Linked DNA regions of Homo sapiens: regions 1, 2, 4 and 5 are each linked to region 3. Evidence: chromatin contacts called from ENCODE Hi-C or POLR2A ChIA-PET data. All regions are on one chromosome and are shown on one strand. The core of a region is the stretch at or near the end of the contact, and the rest is flanking DNA. Distances in the headings are between cores, read along the strand shown.

Region 1 (4,114 bases), core at 194-2,693, 940 kb before region 3:
TTCTATAGACAGTTACTTCAAAACAGCCCGAAAAGATGAACTAATTTCTCCAGGCTTCCGGATGTCGGGAGACAATACAGCCTCACCCTGAAGCGTGTCTAAGTTCAATCGCTCTGGTTTCACACAGGCCAGAAAACCGCTCGTTCTGTAACACCCCGTCCGCCCCCCAACCCGACCCTAAGCCACCTTATTCAGCAATAAGGCGACTGCTAGGAACTGTTTCAAATGTATGTCAACCTTTTGGGGGAAGAAAAAGAAAACAAAAAGACTTTGGAATTACTTCAACAGCCTGGTTGCAAGTACCTGACCTTATTCCTTCCCGAACAAAAATAGGGCACCGAGAGATCAGACATTCCTTTTTCTCTGTCTTCCTACCCAGGCCGCCAGCAGCATCTCGAGGGCCTCCAGAGGGACCTCTTTTGGGGGATCGCCTAGGTTTCCTATGCAGAAAACTTGCGTTCAGTGCCCAAACGTCCTCTAAATCCCTAGTTTTCTTTACAAGGGTAAACTTCACCACAGATGGAATGAAGCCGAGGCGCTGCTTCCTTTGTTAAAATCCCACGGACTTTCTTTTCCTTACATCGGGGGCGGGGTGGGGGAGACCGCCAGCCCCGGTCACGCGCGCCCGCGGCGAAGGCGGGGAGGCAGGTGTGACTCCCTCGCGGCAGCCTCTAGCGCGGCTCCCCGGCGCCGCCTCACTTCCCCAGACGAGACCCGGACTCCTCGGCGGCCGACGGCCCCCGCCCCGCGCCTCCCACGCCCTCCGCCCGGCCGCCACCTGCCCGCCCGGCCCGCGGAGGGCGCCCAGCTACCGCGGCTCCTCCACCGGCGCGGACGCCGCCCCGACCGCCACCACCTCCGCTCAGAATGGTGGTTACGAAACGCGCGGCCCCCGCCCGCCCCGCCACATGGCCGCGCCGGCTCCAAACTTCGCAGGCCCGGCCGCGACCCGGCTCCCAGGCGAGGCCCCGGCGGCGCGAGGAGGCCGCGCGGCCACCGGCCACTCACCCACAGACCGGTAGCCCAGGATCGCGATCTTCCGGGACTTGGACTGCGGCATCTTGGCGGCCTCCTCAGCCCCGGCCCAACCACATCAACCGCGGCGGCGGTGGCTCCTGCTGCTGTGATCGGCGGCGGCCGCGCCGGGAGAGAGCGGCATACAGAGCAGGGGCGGCGGCGGGCGCGGCTGCCTCTCGCTCGCTAGCTCGCGCGCTCCCAACCGCCCGGAACCGACCGCGCGGCGGCGCCCCTCCCCCCCACAACACGCCCACGTGACCGGCCGGCGTCAGCACCGCCCCTCTTCGCGCCGTGGCCCGCCGCCTCCGCCCCCCGAAATACGCGGGGGGTGCGTCGGGGCGACGTTTTACTTTAAAGGCAAAAAAAGGGGACGCCGCGATGCCCCCAGAAAAGTCACGACTGAAACTCGCTGCGTCATGACCCTCCCACCTTCTTCCGCCGCTTTTTAATTACGCCATTCTCCCCGAGCGCCGATTGGACAGCTCCTGCACAGCCGCGCGATGACGTGTCGGAAACTCCATCTCCCATTGGGGGAAACAAGGAGGCGGGGAGGGGGGGGCGGGGCTGCCCGCCCGGGAGCTAAAAATACACCTCGCTGCTACCGCGCTGTTGGGCGCCGGCTAGGTTTGAAGGCTTCAAACTTCCAACCGGTTAGGGGCGGGCGGGAGAGGCGGAGAGACAAACGGTGGCTCCCTGGTGATTGGCCAGAACGGAGCGCAGGGCGGGGCAATAGGTGGGAGGTGCGGTGATTGGCGAAACGCTAAGCGGTTGGCGGGTTCGCGCCCGCTGAGCCCGTGAAGGGCGCGAGGCGCGTGGCCTGGGCGGGTGGGCTGGCTCCTCCCTCGGGGTTTTTTGAAAATTCTCCTTGAGCTGCGTTAGCGTTCGTGTCTGGGTTTGAGGATGTAGTGGTGACTAAGCGTCACCGACGGCCGAAGGACTGTGGGAAGCATGGAGTCTGCGTTAATTCAAAGTGTTAGGAATTTCATTAAAAACAGGGCGAGCCTCGTCAGTTCTGGTGTCCGCTTCGCTTCGCGCGGAGCTCGGCGCACCTCCTGGAACAGCGCCGGGGCGGGAAGCCGGTTCTCCGCCAGCACCGGGGCGGCTGGTGCGGCGGGCAGGCCCGAGCCGGGTGCCAGGAACGCCTCGGGCCGCGGTGTGGACGGGCGGAGACCGTGGTGTGGGCACAGCCTTCCCAGGGGTGCAGTGCAGAGGGGCGCGGGAAGGGAAGCCCGGCCGGGAACGCAGGTGCCGTTGAGGGACCAGCCTGCAGGCAGGCCCGGCGTGGTGGCTGCTGGAGGGCTTGGCACTTGCCGAGTTAGCAGAGACTCCGCCGCGCCGGGGAACCCGCCCCTATTCTGCCCAGGCTGTTTGGCAGTGGGGACCTGCAGAGGCCGGGCATGGCCCTTCGCCCTTTGCCAGTGATCGGTGGGGAGGAATGAAGCCAGGGGAAGCTGAGTGGCAGGCCTTGTATTCCAGCGTAGGAAGGTTTAGAGGTGACTGGAGTCGACTTGGAACACCCAACCCAAGAGCGACTCCCTCCAGCTTTCCCACGGAAGCACTCCGATGAGGGGCTGGGGTGTGCATTCTTGTCCTCGGGGATCTACAGATGGAAGCCCCAGGCAGCCAGCCAGAAGTGATCAATGTCTGGAAGTTCTATGTTTCCATGAAATGTTGAGGTTTACGCTATAGTTATTTTAAGTATTTTAAAATAAAGGTCTTAAAATGCACTCTCCTGTAAAATGTGTCGTTTTTATCCTGTGGATTCGGATACCCTCACCACGGTGTTTTTGAACAGATGCTACTAAATTCCTTGCATTATAAAATCAGTTTAGTTTTACCTTTTTTTAAAAAAAATAGAACAGAATAGAAAACTGCGTTATGCATAGTAAGGGTAAGTATGTGTCCTCATTAGTACAGTGGTGAGTTAAAAAAATGAGTAAGGGTAAGTTTGTGTAAGTGCACGTGTAGATATATATGTTTATAGATATGCTATATATGTATTATTGCATGTTGGGATTTACTGTAGTTTCTTTCTTTTTTTTTTTTGAGACGGAGTCTCTCTCTGTCGCCCAGGCTGGAGTGCAGTGGCGCAATCTCGGCTCACTGCAAGCTCCGCCTTCCGGGTTCGCGCCATTCTCCTGCCTCAGCCTCCCGAGTAGCTGGGACCACAGGCGCCCGCCACGACGCCTGGCTAATTTTTGTATTTTTAGTAGAGATAGGGTTTCACCATACTGGCCAGGATGGTCTCGACCTCTCGACCTCATGACCCGCCCGCCTCGGCCTCCCAAAGTGCTGGGATTACAGGCGTGAGCCACCGTGCCCGGCCTCATTGTAAAGTTTCTTACAGTGGGTTGCTTCAAAAAGTTTGAAAGCACTGCCCTAGCCTGAGAATATTGGTAATCCAGATGTGAAGCACAGTTGTAAAGGACAAATTCATTCAAAAAGTTTTCCAGGCTGGGCGCGGTGGTTCACACCTGTAATCCCAGCACTTTGGGAGGTCGAGGCAGGCGGATCACGAGGTCAGGAGTTCCAGACCAGCCTGGCCAACATGGTGAAACCCCGTCTTTACTAAAAATACAAAAATTAGCCAGGCGTGGTGGCACATGCCTGTAATCCTAGCTACTCAGGAGGCTGAGGCAGGAGAATTGCTTGAAACTGGAAGGCGAGGTTGCAGTGAACTCAGATAGCGCCACTGCACTCCAGCCTGGGCAAAACAGTGAGACTCTGTCTCAAAAAAAAAAAAAAAAAAGTTTTCCAGTTGCTGTCTTCAAGCCCTTTAATGTAGGATCCAAAGGTTTAGAAGATTCCTTTATTCTAGAGTGGGGAGAATTTGTTTGGTTTGAAAAGTGACTTAGCCAGCCTGGGGAACATGGAGAAAAGCTGTTTCTACAAAGAAATACAAAAAAAAAGCCGGGCGTGGTGGAACCTGCCTGTAGTCCCAGCTACGTGGAGGGCTGAGGTGGGAGGATCACTTGACCCCAGGAGGTCGAGGCCGCAGTGAGCTGAGATGGTGCCACTGCACTTCAGCCTGGGTGACAAAGTGAGACCTTGTCTTAAAAAAAAAAAAAAAAAAAGAAATGGCTCAGATTACCTAAAA
Region 2 (4,165 bases), core at 43-2,542, 530 kb before region 3:
AGAATCACTTGAACCCAGGATGCAGAGGTTGCAGTGAGCGAAGATCGCACCACAGCACTCCAGCCTGGGCAACAGAGTAAAACTCCATCTCAAAATAAATAAGTAGATAAAAATAGTTCGAAGAAAGAAGGAATAAGCCATTTAAATGTTTTAATTATGAAAGTCATTATTATACGTTCAAAAGAGTATATTTAATGTTAATGTATAAATAAGGAACAATAATAAAATGAACAGATGGCAAGAAAGGAGTGAGAGAAATGGAAATTAAAGGTATCTAGATACCTAAGAAAAATAGACTTCAGTGTGAGAAAATAGCAGTGGAGGATCTGACAGCATGCATCCGTTTTCCTTGCAATTACTCAGGCTCAGCGAGTGTTTTTCGACAGTGCAGGAGTCTAAAGCTGCTTTGCCGTGTGCTCAGAACAGCTGACCTAAATCTGGCAGGACAGAGGAGTGGGGACCATCACATCAATGAGAAAAGGTGGAGTGTGCACCTGCCTGGAGACAAAGCAGAAATGGAAATAAGGGCCAGGTGGAAGACAAGAAGAGGGAAAAGGAAGTGTATTCTCCAGCTGGTCTCTCTGCTCAGCCCTGCAGGAGCTGGGAATTCCTCCTGAGCTCCCTGGGGAGCTGTCTGTTTTGCCCTGGTTTGACCAGAGCCTGACCTGAGCACTTTGCTTTTATTTCTCCCTGTTGTGTGTGTGTGTGTGTGTGTGTGTGTGTGTGTGTGTGTGTGTGTGTTTGTTTGTTTTTGAGATGGAGTCTCGCTCTGTCGCCCAGGCTGGAGTTCAGTGACATGATCTCGGCTCACTGCAACTTCTGCTTCCCGGGTTCAAGCAATTCTCGTGCCTCAGCCTCCCAAGTAGCTGGATTACAGGCATGTGCCACCACGTCCAGCTAATTTTTGTATTTTTAGTAGAGATGGGGTTTTGCCATGTTGACCAGGCTGGTCTCGAACTCCTGACCTCAAGTGATCCACCCGCCTCAGCCTCCCAAAATGCTGGGATTACAGGCATGAGCTACCGGCCCCAGCCTCTCTCCTTTTATTTTTAAGGAACTAAGTAATGCAAAACTCAACGGGCCTAGTATGCCATCTGGTAGTGAACGTCTAGTTGAATTAAAGATGAAAAGTGCTAGGGTGTTTGTATTGTTTCGACTAAGACACAGAGGTATAAGTTGTATTTTAGAGTTGTTCATGTTTACTTTACTTGAAAACGAAATGACTTCCAAAATAGAGGAGTCAAAACAAACCAGAAGTGAAAGTTAGCAAGTATTACAGGAAGTGGAAAGGAAACGAATGTGTTGCTATGGAAGTGAAACTGCTTTTTAAACAGCGCATCAAGAGCAGAGTGGGTAAAGCAGGTAGTTTTCTTGGCATGAGTAAAGGATATAGGTCATCTTATGTGCTTTTATACAATAAAAGTATAACTGATACCTTGATCTTAACTTTGTTAAACTGTGAAAAGAGAAAGAACTTGGTGATGTTAAGATACCTCGATACCTTTAGCTTCATCAAAAATGGGTCACGTGCCTTAACCTTGACTTACTCATTTTTCCTACCTTCACGCCTATCATTTCCCCACTTAGAATGCCTTTATGCTACTCAGATTTCCCATCAGAATTTCAACCATCCTATTAAGGACTTTGAAAACCTGACTTAATTGTTTTTTGTTTTTTGGGGTTTTTTTTGAGACAGTCTCACTCTGTCACCCAGGCTGGAGGGCAGTGGTGTGATCTCAGCTCACTGCAACTTCTGCTTCCCAGGTTCAAGTGATTCTCCTGCCTCAGCCTCCTAAGTAACTGGAACTACAGACATGTGCCACCAAGCTCAGCTTATTTTTGTATTTTTAGTAGAGACGGGGTTTCGCCATGTTGGCTAGGCTGGTCTCGAACTCCTGACCTCAAGTGGTCCGCCCGCCTCAGCCTCGCAAAGTGCTGGGATTATAGGCATGAGCCACTGCGCCTGGCCCTGATTTAAATTTTTTATGGAAGTATAAAAATCCATGAAATGCTAAGTCAAACTTGCTCAACTAGGAATTAAGATACAACACAAAACCAAGGACAGACACACAGACCAGGGGAACAGGAGAGGGAGCCCAGAGAGAGACTATATTACATGGGAATCATTACATGATAAAGACAGCCCAGGAATCAGTGGGGAAAGGACGAGTTACTTGTGGATATTTAGAAGTCATTTCAGTGTCTGCAGGGGTAAAAAACCAACATCACATACATAGGACTATTCAAAATGAAGCCAATACCGAATATGAACAGTAAAATGATAAGTTAACAGAATATGGTGATGACACACTTCCTTGCGATCCAAGGGTGGGGAAGGACCTCTTAAAATTTCAAAACACAAGCTGTAAGCAAAAAAAAAAAGGAAGATGATTTTTAGTACATCAGAATGAAAAATTTCTGGTCAACTAGTGGCCCACTGACAAAGTTAATTCAGGCTTTTATTCAACATGCTTGGCTTTATGGCACTTCCCAGATGTTGCATTTCTTACAAATAGAAGGTTTGTGGCAGCCCTGCTTTGAGCAAGTCTGTTGGTGTCATTTTTCCAACAGCACATGCTCAGTTTATGTCTCTGTGTCATATTTTGGTAATTCTTGCAGTATCTAAAACTTTTTCATTATTATATCATTGTGATGATCTGTGATCAGTGGTCTTTGATGTTACTACTGTAGTTGTTTTGGGGGTCCCATATAAGACAGTGAACTTAATTGATAAATGTTGTATGTGTTCTAATTGGTCCACCAGCTGGCCATTCCTCTGTCTGTCTCCCTCATCTTGTGCATCCCTGTTCCCTGGGGATTGAAATTAGGACAATTAATAACCCTGCAATGGCCTCTAAGTGTTCAAGTGAAAAGGAGAGTCACAGGCCTCTGACTTTAAATCAAAAGGTAGAAGTAATTAAGCTAAGTGAGGAAGGCATGTCGAAAGCTGAGATAGGCCCCAAGCTAGGCATCTTGTGCCAAACAGTTAACCAAATTGTGAGTGCAAAGAAAATGTTCTTGGCCAGGCACGGTGGCTCACGCCTGTAATCCCAGCATTTTGGGAGGCTGAGGCGGGCGGCTTACTTGAGGTCAGGAGTTCAAGACCAGCCTGGCCAACATGATGAAACCCCATCTCTACTAAAAATACAAAAATTAGCCGGGCGTGGTGGTGTGCATGGTGTGCACCTGTAATCCCAGCTACTTGGGAGGCTGAGGCAGAAGAATCACTTGAACCTGGCAGGTGGAGGCCGCAGTGAACTAAGATCATGCCACTGCACTACAGCCTGGGTAACAGAGCAAGACTCCATCTCAAAAAAAAAGTACTTAAAGGAAATTAAAACTGCTACTCCAGGGAACACACAAATGATAAGAAAGTGAGACTGCCTTATTGCTGATACAGAGAAAGTTTGAGTGGTCTGGATAGAAGATCAAAGCAGCCACAGCATTCTCTTAGGCCAAAGCCGAATCCAGAGAAAGGTCCTAACTCTCTTCCACTCTGAAGGCTGAGAGAGGTGAGGAAGCTGCAGAAGGAAGTTTGAAGCTTTTGAACCTCATTGGTTCATGAGATTTAAAGAGCGAAGCCAGCTCCATAAAAAAGTGTAAGATGAAGCAACAAGTGTTGATGGAGAAGCTGCAACAAGTTTTCCAGAAGATCTAGTTAATTAAGATCATTGATGAAGACAGGAGCACTAAACAACAAATTTTCAATGTAGACTAAACAGTCTTCTATTGGAAGAAGATGCCATCTAAGACTTTTCATAGCTAGAGAGAAGACATCAATGTCTGGCTTCAAAGCTTCAAAGGATAGGCTGACTCTCTTGCTAGGGGCTGATGCAGCTGGTGTCTTTAAGCTGAAGCCAGTGCTCACTTGCCATTCTGAAAATCTTAGCGTCCTTAAGAATTATGCTGAATCTATTCTGCCTGTGCTCTAGAAATGGAACAACAAAGCCTGAATGACTACACAACTGCTTACAGCATGGTTTACTGAATATTTTAAGCCCGCCGTTGAGACCTACTGCTCAGAAGAAAAGATTCCTTTCAAAATATTACTGCTCATTGACAATGCACTTGGTCACCTATAAGCTCTGAGGGAGATGTGCTAGGAGATAAATGTCGTGTCCCTGCCTGCTAACACGATCACCATTCTCTGCCCATGGATCAAGGA
Region 3 (3,827 bases), core at 1,328-3,827:
GAGGCTGAGGTGGGCAGATCACTTGAGGTCAGGAGTTCGAGACCAGCCTGACCAACATGGCGAAACCCTGTCTCTACTAAAAATACAAAAATTAGCTGGGTGTGGTGGCAGGCACCTGTAATCCCAGCTACTAGGGAGGCTGAGGCAGGAGAATCACTTGAACCTGGGAGGCAGAGGTTGCAGTGAGCCAAGCATGGGCGACAGAGTGAGACTCCATCTCAAAAAAAGGAAAAGGAAAGGAAAGGAGGAAGAAACGAAGAAACGAAGGAAGAAAGGAAGAAAGAAAGAAAAATAAAGAAAAGAGAGAGAAGAGGGAAGGGGAGGGGAGGGGAGCAGGGAAGAGAGGAGAGGCTGGGCCCAGTGGTTCACACCTGTAAGCTGAGGTGAAGGAGTTTGAGACCAGCCTGGCCAACATCGTGAAACCCCATCTCTACTAAAAATACAAAAATTAGCCAGGGTTGGTGGCACGTGCCTGTAATCACAGCTACTCAGGAGGCTGAGGCAGGAGAATCGCTTAAACCTGGAAGGCGGAGGTTGCAGTGAGCTGAAATCGCACCATTGCACTCCAGCCTGGGCGACAGGGCAAGACTCCGTTTCAAAAAAAAAAAAAGGAGAAAGAAACAAAGAAAGAAAGAAAAATGCCTCCCCAAGGTGACAGACGAGCTAAGCCAGGCGAAAAGTCTAAAGAAATTCAAGTGCAAAGGCCCTCTGGCAAAAAGGTCTTGGCAGAAAGGTGGTCAGTGTGCCTGCTGCACTGAAACTGCTCCTGTAAGGCAGGGATCCTATAAGGTAGGCCTTGAATGTCATGATGGGGAGCTCGGTTAGGACCCCCATGATAGGTAGGAAGGCAGCTGGAAAGAGCAGTTCTGCCATTTTTACGGATACATTCATGAGCCATGATGGGTCGTCCTGGTGGACCTCTGGAGCCTGACCTGGGTCCACGTTTGAGGTCTCCGACTTTAGTGACCCTGGGAAAGTTACTTGAGTTTCCTCATTTGAATAGCCAAGGGTTTCTCGTGTTTGATGCCAAATGCCTTGTGCGGGGATTGGCTCCAAACCTCAGCCTCATCAGTCAATTTATCCTTACGTTCAAGAGCAGCCATTTACAAAACGAGCTCAGAAAATTAAAAAAAAAATACAAACTTTAAATCGCCAGAATACTGCATAAACTAAAAGTAGGCCGGGCGCAGTGGCTCACGCCTGTAATCCCAGCACTTTGGGAGGTCGAAGCGGGCGGATCACCTGAGGTCAGGAATTCGAGACCAGCCTGACCAACATGGAGAAACCCCGTCTCTACTAAAAATGCAAAAATTAGCTGGGCATGGTGGTGGGCGCCTGTACTCCCAGCTATTTGGGAGGCTGAGGCAGGAGAATTGCTTGAACCCAGGAGACGGAGGTTGCAGTGAGCTGAGATCGCGCCACTGCACTCTAGCCTGGGCGACAGAGCGAGACTCCATCTCAAAGCAAACAAACAAATAAAAACAAAGTAAAAGTAAATTCCCCAGGCAAAGCTGATTATATTGCTGGGATAATCGACTTTGTCACTGCAGTCTCACTTGGTACTTTAAGAAACTCCATCTTGATCCTAGGTCTGGGTCGATCTGGGCGTTCCTGCTAATTTTCTGTTTTAAAAACCTAAAGCAATAAAAATGTTGATATTGACATTTATCATTTTTATCCTCGCCCTCTGCCTTGTTTTGCTGGGAGATCTGTTCCACTTGGCTGAGTTTAGGGAGGGCGGGGAAGCGGGGGAGAAACCGAGGCGCAGGGTGGAGAAAGGGAGAAGCCTTGCAGACTGAACACATGAGAAAACCTGGAGAAGGGATTCGCTGCTGCTTATTTCAGGGAAGAAAACCGAGAAGTGAAGCACAGAGGGGTCAGGTTCCGGGAGCGGCGGGAAGGTTGTAGGGGGCCCCAGGGCAGGTCCTGGAGCTCAGGCAGCCGGCACCGGGAGCCCAGCTCAGGCTGCGGGGTGCAACCGGGCAAGAGCGCTCGGGCTGCCGAAACGGGAGGAGATCAGAAAAAGGAGAGACATGGAAAAAAGGAGAGGAAGAGGAGCAACACTCAAGAGGGAAGGAAGAAGGCAGACACTGAGGAACGCCCGCAGGAACCCGCAGACAAGCAGAGAGCCGGGCTGCGCTGGGAGCGGGGCCCGCGGAAGGGGCGGGGCGCCAGGCGGCTCGAGGCCAATGGGAGGGCGGGCCGGGGCGAGGGCGGGGCACTAGGCGAAACGACGCCAATGGGAGGGCGGGCCGGGGCGAGGGCGGGGAATTAGGCGGTGCGAGGCCAATGGGAGGGCGGGCCGGGTCCTCTGGGCTGAGGCGGGGTGCCAGGCGGCACGAAGCCAGTGGGAGGGTGAGTTAGGGGCAGGGGCGGGGTCCCAAGCCAATGGAAGGGTGATACCGAGAGGGCGGGGCGCCAGGCGGCGAGAGAGCCAATGGGAGGCCGAGCCGAGGACCGCGGGCGGTGGGCCTCCCCCCGAGAGGAGGGAGACCCGGAAGGCGGTGGGGGCGGGGAGTGGAGCTGACAACCTGTCAAATCCACTTTGGGACGAACTAGGTCACGCGCTCCGCGGGTCGGGCACCCCCGCCCGCCAGGCACGGCCGCGGCTCCTTCCTCTTCCTGCCCGCGGTAGTGGGGGTGGGGCAGGCCTCGGGACACCTGCCTCCGCCGCCGGCCGCCGGCCGCCGTCCTCGCGCGGCTTCCCGGGCGGCTCTGCCCCGACCGTAGACTCCCGGCCCGCTCGCCGCGGCAGGAGCCGTGGTTCCGCGGACCTGGGCGCGCTCTCTCCCTGGCCACTGGGAGACCCCCCGCGGCCTCGCGGGGAAAACCTCGGGACTGCCCCGCGCCCCCGGCCGTCTCTGCGTCGCTCCTTCTCGCCCGCGACCGTGGACTCGTCCTCGCGAGCCTGGGTTGGCGGAAGCTGCGGGGGCCGGGGTCGCACTACTTGGCGCGGAAGGGCCGGCGGTGGGCGGAGGGATCCCCGTCCGCGGGGTGAGCCGCTGGGCGGAGCCGGGAGGAGCCGCGAGGATCCGCAGTGGGGAGCCGGGAGGAACCTGGCGCCGGCACCCACCCGCCGCGCCCACGCGTGCCGCGGTCGCTTGTTTCCCGCGGGAGCCCGGCCGCGCTCGGGGGGAGGCGCGCGCGCAGCTGGGGCTGCCTGGGTCTAGGAGCTCCGGAGCCACCGTTTTGTGCCCGTGGAGCCGCGGGGAAGGCGCACGCGCTCGGGTCTTCCCGGCGGGTCGTCCTGCACTTTCTCCCTCTCCGGTACGGACCGCGGCGTTCTGTTTCCAGGCAAAGGAAAATAAGTCAAAGACTCAGAAGGCAGCCTGAATCCAGGGCCTGGGATGCAGGGTTTGCTGGAACGCCAGCCGGTGCGATCGCGCCCCTGGGATTCCGCTTAGCCCGCGCGTCCATTTCCCTGCATGGTGGACTCAGTAAAGCCGGATCTGTCCAACGCCTGCAGCGTGGATGTGGAGGCGGACTAATCAACTAGTGCTCTGTTATTATTTCTACCCATCCCTTTTCTCCATGCTAATTTGCTTAGAACTTTAACATTGAATGGACAGCAAATGTCATGTTCTGTTTAATTATCACTCCTTGACCATTATGTTAATTTCTTTCCCTAACAAGGTGACGCATTGTTTTAAGTAACAATGACCAACTCATCTACTCTTCTTCCAAATTGTGTAAATTGAAGGGTAAAATGTGGGAAAACGCTAAATTTGAATGCTAAATTTGAACATTTCACACAACAATAATTTGAAATGCTTCTTTGCAATATTATGGCGTTTCGGAACAGATAAAAATACTTCATTTTCAGACAT
Region 4 (3,681 bases), core at 253-2,752, 840 kb before region 3:
CAAGAATTACTACTGCAAATCAAAACACAAAAAAACCATTGGCAGAGCCATTACAATAAGTCACCAATAGAAGATGTCAGGTAGCAAGCCAGTGTTCACCAATGGGGACTACTCAAGGTACTCCCAGTTCAAATGGGAGGCAATGGAGAAGACAGAAGCATCTAGACCAACCCTAGGTCAGAATTGTTACTGCCTTTCTTGTGAGCTTGAACAAATTGATACCCTTGAGCCTGAATTTCTTCATTTGTAAAATGGTGACACACCATCTTTCCTGAGAGCATTTCTCAGGAACAGGGATAAGCACAAACATCCAATCGCAAAAGCTGCCAACTATATGTGGCATACATACCTGTGTCCACATGGGGCAAAGTCTGACAGTGCAGAAGAACAGAATCGCTGGAATCACTTTAAATTTTTGCTCGGTTTCTTCTTGTCTTCCTAGTCATCATCGCAGTTACTGCTGATGGAGACTGTACTACATCCCAGGCCCTCTAATGCAGCGGTCCCCATACTACATCCCAGGCCCTCTAATGCAGTGGTCCCCAACCTTTTTGGGAGGGACCAGTTTCATGGAAGACAATTTTTCCATGGATGGGGGAGCAGGGGGATGGTTTCAGCATGAAATTGTTCCACCTCAGATCATTTGGCATGAGTTAGAGTCTCATAAGGAAGGCTGGGCACGGTGGCTCACGCCTGTAATCCCAGCACTTTGGGAGGCTGAGGCAGGCAGATCACGAGGTCAGGAGTTTGAGACCAGCCTGGCCAACATGGTAAAACCCCGTCTCTACAAAAATACAAAAATTGGTTGGGCATGGTGGCAAGTGTCTGTAATCCCAGTTACTTGAGAGGCTGAGGCAGGAGAATCGCTGGAACCTGGGAGGTGGAGCTTGCAGTGAGCCGAGATTGCGCCACTGCACTCCAGCCTGGGCAACAGAGCAAGACTCTGTCTCAAAAAAAAAAAAAAAAAAAAAAAAAAAAGCTCATAAAGAGTGTGCAACCTAGATCCCTTGCTTGTGCAGTTCACAATAGGGTTCGCGCTCCTATGAGAATCTAATGCTGCTGTTGATCTGATAGGAGGCGGAGCTCGGGAGGTAATGCTCGCTCGCCTGCTGCTCACCTGCCGTGTGGGCCGATTCCTAACAGTAGTGGTCTGTGGCTAGGGGGTTGGGGACCCCTGCTCTAGTGGATATCATGCCCATGTTATTTAATCCACATATAATCCTCCTGGCTAGGTACTATTATTATTTCCAAGTTACATATGAAGAAACCAAAGCTTTAAGAAACTTACTAAAGTTCTCACAGTTATTAAGTAGAAGAAATGAGACTCTAAGGTGAATCTGACTCATGCTCTTAATTGCTATGGCTCTAATTACACATGCATTAAAAAAAGGGGGGTTACATCGTATGTATGTATAAGCTTCAAAGCTAGAGAAGTCAACGTGAAGACTGAGAGCCAAGGAAAGAGGGTAAATAAGCGTCTTACAATGCGCATGTGTGTACTGGGGAGGAGGTCTTGACGGAACAATGAAACATTCCACTTCCAAGAAAATGTGGAAAATGATTCATAAAATAACAACTTATTGCTAGCAACTTCCTGTCAGTTACAAATGACCAAAGTACAACCTAAAATAAAATGAATCAGTTAGCATGATGTTCAGAAACCTCATTGATGTTATATAAATTCAGATACATGGGAAACAGCTCCAAGTGGGACAGAAGGCAGCGTGTGTGTGTGTGTGTGTGTGTGTGTGTGTACATATATATATATTTTTTTTTTCAGATAAGGTCTTGCTCTGTTGCCCCAGCTAGAATGCAGTGATGCCCTCATGGTTCAGCACAGCCTCAACCTCCTGGACTCAGGAGGCATGGGACTCACCTCCCATGTCTGGCTAATTTTCTGTATTATTTATTTATTTTTATAGAGAGAGGGTTTCGCCATGTTGCCCAGGCCGATCTCGAACTCCTGGACTCAAATGATCCATCCACCTTGGCCTCCCAAAGTGCTGGGATTACGGGGTGAGCCACAGCACCCGGCCGTGGCAGCATATTAAACAGATTAAAAAGTGACTAAAATTTAGCCAAAAGGTTCCCAGACTAGTTCCCTTCCCCCAAAATCGCTCTTCCCTTTTCATATCAGAGATGAACCTGGCTCTGTTCCCCCTAACCTTAGCACAAGTGTAATCACGGCCATGAAAGGAAGGTGTCAAGGCGATTTCCTCGGATGCCAGATTCCGCAGGCGAGCCATCCCACTCTACCCACTTGCTACTGCCTTCAGTTATTCAACTGCAAACGTCACAAGCCCTGATGTCACCCACCGTCGGGTGGAGAAGCCTTTCACACCTCCAGGGTTCACTCAGTCATTTCACTTCCTCCGTTGCTCCGCCCTCACTGCTCTTTGATTAGCGCACCATCAACATGGCAAATGCAATTCCTCTCATTTCTCCAATGCCTCAAATAGAAATGCCTTATGTCTTTGTAAGAAATAACATTGACCACCTGAAGTATGGCAAGCCTAGGTGCCACAGTAAAAGCATAAGCTCCAAAATACATACGTTCATTTGTGTGACAAATGTTTACTGAAAACCAAGTTTCACTCATCCCAGTGGCCTCAAGACCTGGCAAATATTAAGATTTCAGTCTCCATCCTCACAGAGCTTACAATGTAATGGCAAATAAATGGGAGGGGCTACTGGGAAACACAAAGAAGTGCGTCCCCCTAACAGCACCTATCAATTGTGAGGGATCATGAGATAGCATGGGAAGTCTTCATCGGGGCTTCTGGGAAGGCTTCCCTGAGGAAGCGACATCTAACCTGAGACTTGGAGAAAACGAGCAGGTGGCCAAAGGAGAGGAAGGAATGATTCAAGGAGCAGGAGCTGTCTGTGTAAAGTCTGGCAGGCCTGGAGGAGCAAGGCAGTTTGAGGAAGCTGATGAAGGCCAGAGTAGCTGGAGGGAAATGCAGGGAGGAAAGAGGCACCAGGTGAGGCTGGGGAGGGAGGAGAAGGGGGCAAGGAGGGCGTGCCGGGAAGTGCGGACTCCTACAGGCAAAGGAAAAGTACCGGAGGCTTTAGAAATGAAAGCGATGGGATTAGAAATATGTTTGAAGGAAATATCTCCAACAGCAGCATGGCAAATTAATTGGAGGGGGCAGAGCAGGTGCTGGGAGAGCTTGGCTGCTGGAACGGTCCATAGGAAGATGACACTGGCCGGGAGTGAGGGAGAGAGGTGAACAAGCCGGAAGCAGCAGCAAGGAGCTGTTCTCTTGGACCTGGAGTCAAGCAGCTTTCCTGTTAAAACAGCTGGGAGGATGCGGGCATTTATGGAATCAGGCTGGTTAAAAAGAAAGAAAACAAACCGAAGAAGGAAGGGGAAGGAAGGAGATGGGCACAGAGAGATCAGTGTCAGGGGAATCTGAGCCGTGGAGGAGGGCACGACCTCCAGGCTGAAGGCACAGGATGAGATGTAGGCCTCAGACAGGGCAGCGAGAAGCCCATATCCAGTGCTCCAGGAGGGAGGGGAATCGTATGGGATGTGAGTTATATCACAGGGGTCCGAAGCATGGGTAAGGACTCAGCACAGCTGGCTGTGGGGTTGGAGCTGAACAGCTGTAGGGCCAAGAGGCCATTCTTCAACACATCCACCAGGAAGCAGAGAAAGTTCTGAGATGGGAGGTCACATGG
Region 5 (3,939 bases), core at 124-2,623, 590 kb before region 3:
GAGAACCACTACGCGGCCCGCCGCCCCTCTGGCTGGACAAAGTGAAGCCGCAGGCAGATCCGAGTCGCCAATGTCCTCCCGGGCGGCTGGCGCGGACGGGGCTGAAGTTCAATGCAGCCTGCACGGATTAGGGAGCTCCGAGCCCCCAAATACCACAGAGACCCAAAGTACACTCCCGGGGCGGGGGAAGGGAACGGCGGCAGAGGAGACCCCCGCTCCAGGCCCAGAAACGCCCGGAGAGAAACTGGAGCGGAGGGGGTGCATTGGAAGACGCAGCTACACAGCTCCCCCCAACCCCCGCCCCGCTGCTTTCCCCACCCACCGCCCCTCCCCTCTCCTCCCTCCCCTCCCCTCTCTCCGTCTCCAGCAGCCGAGCGCGGGCTCCACCTCCCCGGAGCGCAGTCCACACCGTCCCTTTTCAGCAAAACAACACAACGCACCGCCCCCCGCACCCGCACCCGGCTGGATACCGGGCTACGCCCAGCCGCCCACCCGCCGCGCCCGGCGCCCCCTCTAGTCTGCAGCCGCCCAGCCCCCGCCCCAGGCGGAGCCCCAGCCCTGGCTGCACGCGGGCAGAGAGAGAGATTGAGCCCCGGCTCCGCCAGCCCAGCTCGGGCCCTGTCCCTCTACCCTTTCCCCAAGCCGCCCGAAGTGACAGGAGGGGCACGCACGGCGCGCGCGGGGCGTCCAGCGTTAACCGCTTCGGCGCCGGGGACGGGAGCGACAGGAGGGCTGGGGAGCAGGGGACCGAGTGCTGGGACTCACCGGAATGTGCACGCGCAGCGAACGCCTCTTCTGGCTGGCATTTTTCTTGCCGCCGCTCCCGCCGGGGCTGGAAACATCTTTTTTCTTCTTGGTGTCCATAACCGCGCTTCCCATAACTCTAACCAGAAGTTGATTCTGCGAAACTCCTCGGGGGTTCGGTCCCCTCCTTCCCTCCCCCGGCCGCTGCCTTCGGACTGGAGCCGCGCGCTCTGTTACACCCTGAAGCCACCTCGTGGGGACTTCCGCGGAGAGGGAGGGTGAGCAGGGAACTCGCGCGGCCGCCGCCGCCGCCGAAGCGCCGAATTCAAGCGTCCTTTCCTACGGAACCCTCGTAGGCAAATCAGTCAAAGCCCGTCCCGGTTCTGGTGTCTCCCCGGGTTACTCGTGGCTGAGGTCTCCCGCTGGGTGACAAAGTTTTCTTCCTTTTGCAAAGCTAAGAAACATTTTCCACCCTCTCGGCTCCTCCCACAGATTCCCAGAGGTAATCTGAAAGGCAGGTGCAATTAAAACCAGCAATTTGGAAAACAAGCCTCCTATGCCTGTGCCCAAGTGGGGAATCTGGAACCAGTAAGCCCGTTCGTGCATAAATGTAATCCTCGGCCGCAGAATAAACCAGCTCGGAGCCTGCAGCTGGGTCCGTCCTCCTTTCTGGGCGAGAGGGAGGGCGGCGGGGGAAGAGGAGGTGCAAGGCGAGCCCTCTGCGCAATTAGGCTACGGGCGGCCGCTGGCAGAAGTTCTGGCGGCGGCGCTCGCGGCCCTGCGCGCCGGAGGGGGCGCCCGGAGTCCAGCGGGCCAAGAAGGGCAGGGCGCCCGCTCCTCGCCCCCCGCCGCGCCGCGGCCCCAGGGGACCGCAAGGGGACAGTGAGGGGCCGGGCCTGGCACCGACGCAAGCTCGGGGAGCGCGGGTGGTGGGAGGCGGCGCGTGTTGAACAGGAAGTGCGCGGCGTGCAGCGCCACCGTCCCGCTCCCCGTCGCCCCACGCCGCCCTCGTCGCCGCGCCCAGACCCCTGCGGCGGCCGCAGCCGCTTGGGACTCGCTGCGAGCTGGTTTCGGATCCATCCCGCCTCCCGGCGTCTCACTGTGTGCCCTACCCTTTGAAACACGCCCCCGCGCCCGCCCTGCCGTAGACCAGGCAGCGAGGAAGCCCACAGTCTCCGGGGGCGCTGCGCGCGAAGTAGCACGTGCTTCTCGAAACACCGCAGCCCCCGGGTCCCGCCCCGCCCGGCGCGCGCACTCGAACCCGCCCAGAGAGCGGTGCGTGGCGCTGGGTGCGAGCAGGGTCTAGCCACCCCCACCCTCACCCCACCCCACCCCACCCTGCTTTTTTCAGGTTCATCAAGGTTTGCGCAGTGGATCCGCGGTAAGTGCGTGTCCCCACGCCGCGGGAAACGTGGGGCTCCTGAGACTGCGGAAAGAATTGGGAGAAGGGGAGGGCTCGAAGACCCGGGCGAGGGTTCCCGGTGCGGCCCAGGTCCTTTAGAGCCCCGGGTGGGCATCCAGTACCGCCTGCTGCCGAGGGCCCTAGAGGGGTTGGGGGAGGGGGCTGGTGTGTCCCCCACCCCCAGATGCGCCCCAGGATGGCGCGACCTCGGCTCCCTGGTGGAAAGTAGGGGGAGTGCTGGCTTGGGGGTCGCTTCCCCTCCTGCTCTAGTTTCTGAGGATGTGATGACCCCAAAGGTCATTGGCGCTCCCAGAATGCTGACGTCAGCTCAGCCGCTCCGAGTAATCAGTAATGCAGGGAGGCCACCCGCAGAAAGAACGCGACAGGGGTCGCTTTGGGGACACCATAGGGCCTTTACTCCTTTTGAGGTGCGTGCTTTCGCAGGACTCCCTCCCCAGAGGAGGAGGCATGATCAGCCCACCCAAAGGATCATCTCTTAGGAAGCAGGCGTGCGCCCACGCAGGGAGAAGCATCCTTCCTTTCAGCTGCTTGCCGGGTGGCTTTTCCAACCCGAGTTCCAGCAGCTTGCACAAAATCCTTACAGCTTGGGTGGTTCCCTGGCTCATAGGGGTGGGTTTATATTCTTTCTCCTTCTCCTCTGCTCTCTGGTCCAGAATGAAGCCAGCCTGGAAGATCCCCAGTCTCGAGACAGAGCCTGACAGGGGCAGATGCACTGGAAGGACCCTGTCTGGGTTTAGCAACCAAGCAGCCATCCTGGCCCCACAGGTGTGGGACTTCTGGGTCTTCTCCTGGCTGGCTTCTTGCTAGAGGATTTCAAGAGACCCAGCAAGACTGTATTGTCCCACTGAATGCTCAAGATATTGGTTAGAAGTAGAAAAGGGGAGGGGGTAGTATTTAGCCTCTGTCCCCACTAAAAATTATTCCCAATTGTCATTTGTGTCATCTGTTTAGCTTACAGTTTTAATCCTTGTCAAAATGATCATTTGCCAGGGTGCATAAAACACCCTATTTGATGAGAACTGGTTTTAAAGGAAAATGGGGCCATCAGAAGGAAGCCGGTTGGTGTGAAGAGACGTCTGGGAAGAGCCCCTGGCGAGGGCCCTCATTCCACTGGGTGACCCAGAAGGAGAAAACCGCGATGGCGCTTCTCATTTGAAATGTTTTCTTTATGGACAGTGTTTAGCAATTGTTATAATGTGTACTTTTGTTGATTGATCTGTATACATATGTAAAATAATTTGTTCTCTGAGTTAATTTTGTTGGAACAAAGACTTTAGTGCTTCCTACATTAAAACATTTTACTGTATTGCCTGCATTTTAAGAGCCTTTTTTTAATTTTTAATTTTTTTGGTCCTTGTGATATGACGAGGTATAAATTCTGGGTTTTGTCCAGGGTTCCTGGCTTAGCACTCTCGTCGCCCTCATCACAGTCTCTTGTTATAATGTTGGGGCGCTTTAGGCCTCAGACACCCCAGGAAACAATCTCCTCTGAACTTCCCCTGCCCTCCTTCACCACCTCACCAGCCCAAGGCAGGACTCTAATCCTCCCTCATCTTTCTGATTGTGGGACTTAAGACCCTCTATTCAGAAGGGGTCCTGCCCCATTCCCGAGAGGAAGAAATCCTGCACGGAAAGGCCAATAACGGTCGGAATAGGCAGGACTTGTTTGGGTGTCCACACTTACTCAGTCACTATTGGATCATACCTTTTTGTTCGATCACATTTCTGCATGGTCGTCAATCGTGTCTGTCCAATGAAGTCTCCTTAAGAAG

What was found. A loop is a pair of places that touch in the nucleus more often than their neighbours do. ChIA-PET counts read pairs that join two places held with the same protein, here RNA polymerase II (POLR2A). Pooled maps may share reads with other maps.
Region 1: a map of naive thymus-derived CD4-positive, alpha-beta T cell shows a loop between it and region 3 (5-fold over the local background). The contact joins the promoter of RHEB here to the promoter of LINC01003 in region 3. A Hi-C loop is called at or near these places in 1 of 168 maps with a recorded cell type or tissue (naive thymus-derived CD4-positive, alpha-beta T cell), 5 of 37 single-sample maps with no recorded cell type and 13 of 50 pooled maps. POLR2A ChIA-PET finds 5 or more read pairs at or near these places in 2 of 52 experiments (OCI-LY7 and activated B cell).
Region 2: a loop to region 3 is called in a pooled map, with 8 times the contacts of the local background. The contact joins the enhancer-like site here to the promoter of LINC01003 in region 3. A Hi-C loop is called at or near these places in 9 of 50 pooled maps. POLR2A ChIA-PET finds 5 or more read pairs at or near these places in 2 of 52 experiments (K562 and OCI-LY7).
Region 4: a pooled map shows a loop between it and region 3 (3-fold over the local background). The contact joins the enhancer-like site here to the promoter of LINC01003 in region 3. A Hi-C loop is called at or near these places in 2 of 168 maps with a recorded cell type or tissue (OCI-LY7 and naive thymus-derived CD4-positive, alpha-beta T cell), 7 of 37 single-sample maps with no recorded cell type and 13 of 50 pooled maps. POLR2A ChIA-PET finds 5 or more read pairs at or near these places in 2 of 52 experiments (activated B cell and activated naive CD4-positive, alpha-beta T cell).
Region 5: a loop to region 3 is called in a map of B cell, with 6 times the contacts of the local background. The contact joins the promoter of PRKAG2 here to the promoter of LINC01003 in region 3. A Hi-C loop is called at or near these places in 5 of 168 maps with a recorded cell type or tissue (B cell, CD4-positive, alpha-beta T cell, CD8-positive, alpha-beta T cell and 1 more), 2 of 37 single-sample maps with no recorded cell type and 17 of 50 pooled maps. POLR2A ChIA-PET finds 5 or more read pairs at or near these places in 1 of 52 experiments (naive thymus-derived CD4-positive, alpha-beta T cell).

The regions. Positions count from the first base shown.
Region 1 is chr7:151,518,452-151,522,565 of GRCh38, forward strand. RHEB (Ras homolog, mTORC1 binding) reads right to left here and starts at 1,444. Exons shown (of 8, transcript NM_005614.4): 1 at 1,009-1,444. The coding sequence starts at 1,060. RefSeq lists silencers at 655-764, 695-1,124, 835-954, 1,125-1,284, 1,455-1,804 and 1 more.
Region 2 is chr7:151,935,124-151,939,288 of GRCh38, forward strand. No RefSeq gene overlaps it. Among named protein-coding and RNA genes, the nearest start is that of GALNTL5, 19 kb to the right of the region's middle. Within about 2 kb of position 1,293, at least 6 of the 41 ENCODE cell types and tissues checked have a DNase peak (open chromatin) inside an H3K27ac peak, as active enhancers do.
Region 3 is chr7:152,461,547-152,465,373 of GRCh38, forward strand. LINC01003 (long intergenic non-protein coding RNA 1003) reads left to right here and starts at 2,578. Exons shown (of 1, transcript NR_027387.1): 1 at 2,578-3,827. RefSeq lists a silencer at 2,210-3,229 and enhancers at 2,502-3,003, 3,004-3,503.
Region 4 is chr7:151,622,414-151,626,094 of GRCh38, forward strand. All of the region lies in intron 5 of PRKAG2 (protein kinase AMP-activated non-catalytic subunit gamma 2), which reads right to left. Among named protein-coding and RNA genes, the nearest start is that of RHEB, 100 kb to the left of the region's middle. Within about 2 kb of position 1,503, at least 2 of the 41 ENCODE cell types and tissues checked have a DNase peak (open chromatin) inside an H3K27ac peak, as active enhancers do.
Region 5 is chr7:151,875,742-151,879,680 of GRCh38, forward strand. It overlaps PRKAG2 (protein kinase AMP-activated non-catalytic subunit gamma 2), which reads right to left and starts at 1,374. Exons shown (of 16, transcript NM_016203.4): 1 at 766-1,374. The coding sequence starts at 879. It overlaps PRKAG2-AS1 (PRKAG2 antisense RNA 1), which reads left to right and starts at 1,301. Exons shown (of 3, transcript NR_038926.1): 1 at 1,301-1,399; 2 at 2,096-2,125; 3 at 2,821-3,482. RefSeq lists an enhancer at 117-236 and silencers at 427-566, 627-676, 1,439-1,868.